2 separate regions of the Homo sapiens genome follow, and region 1 is linked to region 2. Evidence: chromatin loops called from intact Hi-C (ENCODE). Cell type or tissue: HepG2. All regions are shown on one strand.

Region 1 (5,000 bases), 75 kb before region 2:
AATCCAGCCAATCTGTTGAAAATTATCCTATTATTTGAGTACTTCCAGGCAGTTCTTCAGAAGGAAGACTAATTCCTGCAGTCTGAGATGGATGTCCACTTCTTAAGGGACTCTTTTCCATACTTCTGCAGCTGAGGAAAATCACACCTTGTATCCTGAGTCTTATTTCTTCTAATTGTGAATTTGGGAAAATATGTGTATACCAGACATCACATCATACCTATAGACAGCATTGTGTCTTAATTGGGAGTGTAACATTTGCCTGGTGACTACTTGGGTTTTTTGTTTGTTTGTTTATTTTTCTTGTAAATAAGTCTCAGCCTGAGTGTTCACAGACTTACAAAAAGCATCGGTTCACTGGGGAAAAGTGAAGCATTTAGCCTGAATAAGAACAAATACACACACTCTTTTCTGGTTTGATTTGCACGGGAGTTAGATGTTTTTTTGGGGGTGGGTGGAGGGTAGTAAGGGATATTCTAGTATATTAGGAAGAGTCTCTTAATTTGAATACAGGAGAGACAGGAGACTTATTGGACCCAATGGAATTATCTGTGGTCCAGTGATCTCCAAAAATGCTTTGTAACAGCAGATGATTAGATTTTAAAAGATCAGTTTAGCTGGCAGTTTGCCTGTTCATCTACTCCCATAAATTCAGTGGGTGGGCCTGACTCAGTGTGTCGGAGTAGAAGCTCAGGTGAGGAACCTTAATCTAACCTGACCAGGCTGATTGACAGCAGTGGAGAGACTGCCATACAACCAAACCATGGGGACACATGAACTTCTTTGGAAACTGGCCTGTCTGGGTCACAGTGTGTCCTCTGCTTGTTAAGAAGATGCCTGGCACAGCAGTAGTTAGATTACTTGTAAAATAGAAACCTTGGAATGTCTAATGACTAGATTGGGAAATAAGATAATTGGATTCTAGTTCTGTATTTACCTCCAAGCTGTATTTTGATGTTGGGAGACTCACTTCATTTCCTTGGGTATCAGTTTTCTCATCTGTAAAAGGAAATGAGTACAGTCATTTGAAAATACTTCTAGTTTTATTATGTTCCTTGAAATATGGGACTATTGGCACCACCCCCTCACTTGAACAATATGAGTTGGCATATTAATATTAATCTTAGTTAAAAGTGTTAGCTGAACAAAATGATAGAAACAAAAAAAAATTATTTGAGAATATTGGACCTTATGCTAAATTAGTCTATTCACTTTTAATGAATGAAAGAGGAATTGTTGGGCAATTTCTTTTTTCTTTCTTTCTTTCTGAGATGGAGTCTCGCTCTGTCACCAAGGCTGGAGTGCAGTGGTGCTATCTCAGCTCACTGCAACCTCTACCTCCTGGGTTCAAGTGGTTCTCCTGCCTCAGCCTCCCGAGTAGCTGGGACTACAGGTATGCGCCATCACGCCCGGCTAATTTTTGTATTTTTAGTAGAGACAGGGTTTCACCACGTTGGCCAGGCGGGTCTTGAACCCCTGACCTCAGGTGATTGACCTGCCTCAGCCTCCCGAAGTGCTGGGATTACAGGCGTGAGCCACTGAGCCCAGCCTGTGATTTCTTGATAGTATAGTAGATGAGACAAATGTAGTACTGTTTGAACTGTTGGCATGTTTAGTACACATTCCTGACTAAGGTTATGTGATGCTCTTTAGAATTAACAAAGAAGAGTTTCTGTAATCTTGTATATATCTTTAGAGTCAGGTTGATTAACATGGAACCCCTATGGCTGAAAAAGAAGGGGCAGGATTTGTGGGAAGTTCTAAAAAAAATAGCAAGAAGATAGCAAATATTTACTAATGCCTCCTATGTACTAGACACCATTCTGGGTGCTGGGATCAGAGCAGAAATTAGATAGTCTTTAGTCTCAGGGAGCTAACATCCTAGTGAGAGGAGATGGACTTTAAACATGTTTCAGTAAAACAACAGTAACTGTTAATGTTATGAAAAAGTAAAATTGGTATTGTAGGGAATAATGGACAGTGGGGGATGGAATGTGCTTCTGTAGGTTGGAAAGATAGGGATAATAGGAAATGAGGAAATAAGGAGTGTGGATAGCTGTTCAGAGTTTCACTTTAGAGTTTCTAAAGCCATCAAGCTCTAAACTTTGCCTCTGGAGCTCGTGGTGGCAGTTCAGGATCTGTGCTTGCCTAAGGATAAGAGAGAGGCCAAACTGTTGATCACTTGCCTCAATCCTGCTTCAACCAGAACAGCTCTGGTTTCTTTGTTTTAATTTAATAGCATATTTTTTATTGTGGTAAAATACACATAACATAAAATTTACCATCTTAACCATTTTTAAGTATATGGTTCAATGATATTAACTATATTTATATTCTTGTGTAACCATTACCACCATTTATGTTCAGAATTCCTTTTATTTTGCAAAACTGAAACTCTATACTCCTTAATAACTCTTCATTCCCCTTTTCCTCCAGTGCCCCAGTAACCACCATTCTACTTTCTGTCTCTATGAATTTGACTGTTCTAGCTACCTCATAGAAAGGAAATCATACAGTGTTTGTCTTTTGTGACTGGCTTATTTATAGCCACCCCTGCTGTCTTCCGTTACTATTTATATGGAATATATTTTCCCATGATTTTACTTTTAATCTATTTGTGTCCCTAGAGCTAAAGCAAGTCTCTTGTAAACAGCATATAGTTGGATCATGTTTTTTTTTATCCATTCTGCCAATCTCTTGTCTTGTGGTTGGTGAGTTTAATCCTTTACATTTAAAGTAGTTACTAATGAGAGACTTACTTGTGTAATTTGGCTATTTGTTTTCTATATGCCTTATAGCTTTTTTTTAATGTTTAGTTTATTTTTTGCTGTGAAATGTTTTAATTTCCTCATCATTTCCTTTGTGTGTTTGTGTATATTCTATAACTATTTTCTTTGTGGCTGCCATGGGTTTCAATTTAATATTCTAAGGTTGTAACATTCTAATTTGAATTTATACCACCTTAACTTCAGTAGTATACAAAAACTCTGCTCCTATATGGCTTCGTCTCTACCCCCTTTCAGTTACCGATGTCACAGATTTATATCTTTATACAGTTGTGTCCAAAACATTAGTAGTTGTTTTATTTTTGTGCATAAATCTCTTAATTTATGTAGAAAACAAAGTATGAAGTTATAATAATACTGGTTTTTAATCTAATAATAGTTTTTAAAAATATGCTAGTCTCTTAAATTTTTGTAGATTACAAAAAGTGGAGTTATAAACCAGAGTTACAATGATCCTAGCTTTTGTAACTCCCCATGTATTTCCCTTTACTGAGATCTTTATTTTTCATGTGACTTCAAGTTCCTGTCCAGTGTCCTTTTATTTCAGCTTTCAGGACTCTTTTTATATTTCTTGCAGGGCAAGTCTAGTGGTACTGAACTCACTTAGTTTTTATTTATCTGGGAATGTCTTATTTTCTCCCTCACAGTTGAAGGACCGTTTGCCAGGTATTGGATTCTTGGTTAACAGGTTTTTTTGTTTGTTTCTTTCAGCACTTTGAATATATCAGCCCACTGCCTTCTAGCCTCCAAAGTTTATAAGAAATTGGCTGATAATCTTATTCAGGACCGTTTGCATGTAACAAGTCACTTTTTCTTTTTTAAGACGGGGTCTTGCCCTGTCACCCAGCTTGGAGTGCAGTGGTGCAATCACAGCCCACTGCAGCTTTGACCTCCTGGGTTCAAGTGATTCTCCCACCTCAGCTTCCCAAGTAGCTGGGAACACAGGAGCACACCACCATGACTGGCTAATTTTAAAAATTCTTTGTAGAGATGGGGTCTCACCATGTTGCCCGGGCTTCTCTTTCTGCTTTCAAGCTTATCTCTTTGTCTTTGTCTTTTGACAGTTTGATTTTAATGTGTGTGGGTCTTTTTTAGTTTATCCTATCTGGAGTTTATTGAGCTTCTTGGATGTTTATATTCCTGTCTTTCATCAAACTTGGGAAGTTTTGGTCATTATTTCTTTAGATAATCTCTTTACCTCTTTCTCTCTCTCTCTTCTCCTTCTAGAACTCCCATAATGTTTGTTCACCTGATGGTGTTCCACAGGTCCCTTGGACTTATTCACATTTCTTTAATCTTTTTTTTGTTCCTCAGACTCAATAATTTCCCTTGTCTTATCTTCAGGTTCATTGATTATTTCCTTTACCTACTCAGATATGCCTTCGAATCCCTCTAATGAATTTTTTACTTCAGTTCTTGTACATTTTAGTGGTAGGTATTTTTATGTTTCTTTTTAGGTTTCTATCTATTTATTAATATTTTCATTTTGTTCATGTATCATTTTCTTGACTTTCTCCATGTCTTCTTTTAGTTTTTTGAACAGCTTCAAGATACTTGTTTTAAAGCCTTTGTCTCTACCATCAAGTCTTTCTCAGGGCCAGTTCCTGTTGGGTTCCCCGCCCCCCCTTTGAATTGGCTATCTTTCCCTGTTTCTTTGTATGCCTAGCAGGGTTTTGTTTGTTTGTTTTGTTGTTGTTGTTGGAAACAGGATGCTTGAATCTAATAGTGTAGTAACTCTGGAAATCAGGTTCTCCCTCTTTCTCAGGGTTTGCTGATTTCTGATTTTACTTTTGTTGTTTGATTGTGGTAGGCTTTGTCTGTGTCAGGGGGTCTGCCTGATGTGTAAGCTTAAGTTTTTCTCAGGTCTTTTTTGAGCCTGCACCTTTCATTGGGTGTGTGTGGTAACCTTCTACATTCCCCTGATATGTGGTTACTTTTGAATGTCCTAGACTTTAAATATCTGTCTTCTGAAAGTGGGAAAAGAGAAAAATGAAGAAGAAAATAAAAGCAAAAAAAAAAAAAAAAAAAGAAAGGAAGAAAAGTGAATTGCCCTTTAAATTCCTTGCAAGTTGCTTCAGCCTGAGGGGAGGGGTTTGTAACTGTGCTAAGAGGGTTGCAACAATGGCTGCCTGCCTATGTGTTTGTATCTCCAAGATCAGAACAGCAACCATTGATCAAAGCACAGATCCCCAGATTTTTGGAGGACGGGATCCT
Region 2 (5,000 bases):
TGAACCCTGGAAGTGGAGGTTGCAGTGAGCCCAGATCATGCCACTGCACTCCAGCCTGGGCAACAAAGCAAGACTCCATCTCAAAAAGAAAAAAGAAGATACTATTATATTGTCTATGACATCTGTTATTATAATAAGACAGCTATCATCAGTTTGATTGTCATTCCTTTGTAGATTATCTAGTTTTTGTGGCATTTAAGATTTTTCTGTTATTGATGGCTTACAGTTTTATTATGATGTTCCTAGGTGATCATTAGTTATATTAACTATACTCAAGACTTGGTGAAGTCCTTTAATATGAACTAATATCTTTATTAAATTCCAGAATATTCTTTATCTCCGTTTCTTTGAATATTGCCATTTCACAGTTCTGTCCAATTTTTATCTCTGGGCTTGATTCTTGATTATTTCCTCAGATGTATTTTCTAGTTCACTGATTCCATTTTCAGTTGCTTATGTCTAGTGACACAGGTGAAATAAGTACTTCATTCTGTCATGGAATTTTCTACTTCAATGAAGGTGTCTCTTCCCCATCCCACCCTGAGATCTGCCTCTTATTTTCTCATGGTAATTATGTTTACTTCTGTCTTTTAGTCTTTTCATTATCTCTTTGATTGTTTTCTATTAATTTTTTCTTAAATGCCCAACATCACCTCTGCAATATTTTCTCCAAAATCTATGACCTCAGTCTAATCATGTGAAAATACTATACAAACCCAAATTGAGGGACATTCTACAAGGTATCTGTTTACCTTAGTCTTTTTCAAGTTACTGGTTTTCTGTAGTTCCTGGAATGTGAATTCTGCCTTTTGCGGTGTCTGGTGCCTTTCCCAAGGGTTGTAATTCTTTTTTAGCTCATCTTCAGGAACAGTTTTTCCTGGCAGTCCCCTGTGCACTGGATGGTAGAGGCAGTTGTCTCTGGTAGTTTTGTGTTTAACCTTTTAGGGCCCTTTCTATAGATTTCATAGGTCAAGACCCAGCATTATGTAAATTTCTTGTTCCTATACTGCATAAGCCTCTCTCAAACCTGAAATTTTGATTGCTCATAAGGAACAAATTTTTCACCTCTGGCCGCAAGGTAACTAGATTCTTTGCCATATCCCCGATCAGATGATGGAGCTTTCTAGTGAGTAGAACAGTTTTTCATCGCTGTAAGCTTTGCACAGTGCTCTCAGCTCAGCATCTAATTCCCCTGTGGGTCACTGCACCTCATCTATCACCCTGGCTCTAAGTTCCTTCTTTATATCTGGCATTTGGAGATTCCCTTTCTTGCCATTGAGCTTGGTATATTTAACACATTTTTTCCTTAAAAAAAAAATCTATGTCTAAAGAGGAGGGGGAAACATCATATGTCACCTCAGTCAAGCATTGACTGAATTTTCAAATCCCTTGTTGTGAATTAGTTATCAGGTTGATCCCCCTTCCAGGCCTGTGGTAATGGCACATATAAGAGCATATTAATTATTCAAGTAGGAAAGGACCGTTATCTAAACTCTAAACAATTCTAAACAATTTATAATTTTGCCAAAGGCATTTGCAGACTCCTCCACAGGTAGCTCAGAGGAGATGCTATTGTTTATCCCAACTCCCCACAGCCGCCTTCTCTTTCCACGATATTGTGCCACTCCCGGGGCTATGTTCTGCCCAAGAATAGGTCGTGTTGAGTCATAGAATTTTAAACCTGTGGGTGGCCTGTGAGCCGTGTACTCCATGAATGGGAAAACAGACCTGAGGAGGTGACCTGAATTTTTTGAGGCTGAGGACCGTGCCTTACTCACCACTTAAAACTCCCAGTGTCTGACACTGGCTCCAGCACATAGTAGGGGCTCTTGAAATGTTGGCTGCATATGAAGTCACACAGTCATTTAGGAGCCAGACCCCATGAATCTTAATTCCCTGGACAAACTCATTCTAGGCCACCCTACTTTCTAGTCATCTCACATAAAGAAACAGATTTTGTTTGCCTCAGAGTAGTGATGGGTAGAGATAAGTGTGTTGTAATGTATCTAGGTTGCCAGAGCCTCTGCGAAGCCCTTCTGAATGTCAGTCATTACTGACATTTGACTTAATTCGAGTGTGGTATTTGGGGCTCAGAAACCTAGTAAGAGTCTTTGCTGTTGATTCCAAGCAGGTGTTAAGTGTTTTGCTTCTAAGTGAGACAGAAATAGGCTTCATTCATTTAACATGTGGCCTTCAGTAACTGAGACGGAATGTTTAGAATACAGATCTTTATCGTTGTCTGAGGGCATCCTAGTAAATCTCTAACATCACATGTAGTTTGGGAAAGGGACATTGCTTCTGTGTATTTTCAGCTATAGAATTAAAGAAAGTTTTGAAAATGACTTAAGCCAAATGGAGACCATTTTTTGAAGAGCAGATGGTTCTCTGTTTTAAAAATGTTGGCTCAATTGTCTTAGGTGTTTGTAGAAAACAAATAATCATAAAGAGGGTATTACTTCAGGAGTGCATACAGCAGAGTGTCCTTGTGTCTTGACTGTCTGAATGTAGTAAGACAGGGGAAGCCATGTACATTCTGAACTGTATCTTTATATACACCTAATAAAATAGAAGAGAGCATTACTGGTTATGTGTAGAATCCTTGGAGAGGCCAGAGAGGAGGGATGTTCTGTTTTCTACAGGTACAACTTTAACCATGCTGTAAATATTGGCTCTGAGGGTTTCACAATGTTTATCTGGCTTCAGGGGCCCCTTTTAGTCTGAAACAGCTTGCAGGTGGGTGGTGTTTCTTGTGTTGGGTTGTGAACACTGACACTGATTTCACGAAATTCTCTTGCAAAATGCTTTTGCATGTTTGTGCTTTGTTTTATTCCTTTTCTTGGAGACCTTCATAGTGCAGGCCCTGGGCTGATTTTCCTTTGCTGTCTTAACACTGTCAGCAGTTCTGTAACAAGATTAAAGGGATACCTCAGTTTTCAAAAATAGAAGTTCAGGAGGTTTACTGCCCAGCAGAGGAAAGTCAGAATAACCAGCGTTATATTCTTTTGGCCTACAGATTTTTCAGTTTCCTAAAATTGTGACCTTGTATTTAGAAAAAGAAAACATTTACAAAATTTTCCTCTGTGTAAAATTATTTTGAAGTGCATGCTAGCTTCACTTTAACGCTACTCTTTTGGAAAGAATTTTGTGTAAGGTGCATTCATCTTAGATGTCATCCAGTAATTGAAAAGCTAAGAAGCTACAATGATGAAGTATAAATCAGACAGGGACCCCAAGTATACTTATCATTTTAAAATTAAGAAGAATAGAGAGAAAATACTGTGTTATATTATACTTACTTCATTCCTACTTGGTATACAGTTTGTGATCTTGCAGTGTTTATTGCTCCATTGATAGTTTCATTGACAAACTGGATTATGTGGTGGCTAGAGGATGATATAATAGAAAGAAGTTTTGGATCCAGGCAGACAGTCCTGGACTTGATATTCTCTTTCCCCATTTTCTAGATACTTGCTAGGGCAAGTCACTTAAACTCTGAACTGAAGCTTACCCATCTGCAAAATAATAACGCATAATTGGCAACGATGCTGTAAGGAATAGAGATGTTACATGTACAAATTCCCAGTATAGTGGCTGGCATGATATAGTTTCTTAATAAATGGTAACTATCATTTGCATAGTTTTTCTGGTTTTTTTTTTCTTTTTGGTCCACGACCATTTATTAGAAAATAAATCTTACCTCCCCAGACTGAAAGCTGTCTTTGTCATACACTGAGTTTCAGTATATAGTTGCTCTTATTTTCCAGATTTTTGGTCTTTTCCTTTGAACAATTTGTTTATTCATACACCAGTTGCTCATAGTAGCTTTACAATATGTGTTTTACAATTTGGTGTAGACTAATTCCCCTTCAGTATTATTTTTTCAATATTTTATGAACTTTAAATCAATTTGTATAGTCGCCTACCTTTTATTGTCATTTTTAAAATTAGGATCACACTAAACTAATATGTTAACTTATTAACTATATATAACATATTTAATTATGTGTTATTTAGTGGTTTATGCCATTCCATTTGTTTGTATCCTTATATGTCATCAACAGCATTACATTTTAAAGGTTCCTTCGTATAGAATGCATTTTAAAAATATTTCTTATTGCTGTTATCAGTGGGTACTTTTATTGGTTATATCTTTTGATAGTGCTATTTTACTTTTGAAAATGATTGACTTCTGTATATTTGCTTTGTAATAATACTATTAGTCCTCACTTCTATTGCACTAACTCTGGGTCAAACACTTAGATGCACTTACATATATTTGCTGATTGAATCCTCATAACGGTTCTAGAAAGTGAATACTATTTTACAGTGAAGAAACTGAGGCTCATATAGCTAGAAAGTGGCAGATCCAGAGTTCAGAACCTGTATTCCTAACTTCAGTACCATACTGTACCGTGTCACCTAACTCTCATTTGCTGTATTATTTGTAAAGATCTTTTGTGCACTAATATGTTTTCCGTTGATTCTCTTGGGCTTTCCCCAAGAATATTACATGTTTTTGATTGGGCTGAATATTATAAAGATGTCAGTTTTCTCCAAACATAGGCTTAATGCATGTCCAATAAAAATTTTAACTTTTTAAACTTTCACTTGATAGTGTAATTCCAAAATTCCAAAATTGATGTGCAACAATAAATAGTAAGGATCAATGAAATGTTTTTTGATTGAGATTGTGTTGCATCTGTCAAGCAATTTGGGGAAAACTGACATTGTTAAAGTATAATTTCATAAAGGTAAAATCACTCTCAGGCAAATATAAAATGAACATGCATGTAAGATTTTATTTAACTCATTAATTAATAAGGGAACTAGAAAGATGTTGTGATCAATACAAAGAACATCTGTTGGTAATATTAGAAATGAGTTTTCCTGGTGTATTCCAATAGAGAGTTTAAATACTTATTAGACTTGGGCAGGCTCATTGGCTCATGCCTGTAATCCTAGCACTTTGGGAGGCCGAGGTGGACAGATCACATGAGGCC

Evidence for each region. Peaks named below come from ENCODE experiments on the same cell type or tissue, not always from the same donor. Only the 100,000 strongest peaks of a DNase experiment are listed, where the experiment ranks them.
Region 1: a loop joins it to region 2, with 2.2 times the contacts of the local background. A loop is called at or near these places in 1 of 110 quality-filtered maps.

Annotation. Positions count from the first base shown.
Region 1 is chr2:43,448,375-43,453,374 of GRCh38, reverse strand. The region is part of intron 26 of THADA (THADA armadillo repeat containing); the gene reads left to right. Among named protein-coding and RNA genes, the nearest start is that of THADA, 150 kb to the left of the region's middle. In HepG2, no CTCF peak of the experiment used is centred here; a DNase peak (open chromatin) is centred at 1,924.
Region 2 is chr2:43,373,706-43,378,705 of GRCh38, reverse strand. All of the region lies in intron 29 of THADA (THADA armadillo repeat containing), which reads left to right. Among named protein-coding and RNA genes, the nearest start is that of LINC01126, 150 kb to the right of the region's middle. In HepG2, no CTCF peak of the experiment used is centred here; DNase peaks (open chromatin) are centred at 2,095 and 2,695; H3K4me3 peaks cover 979 bases.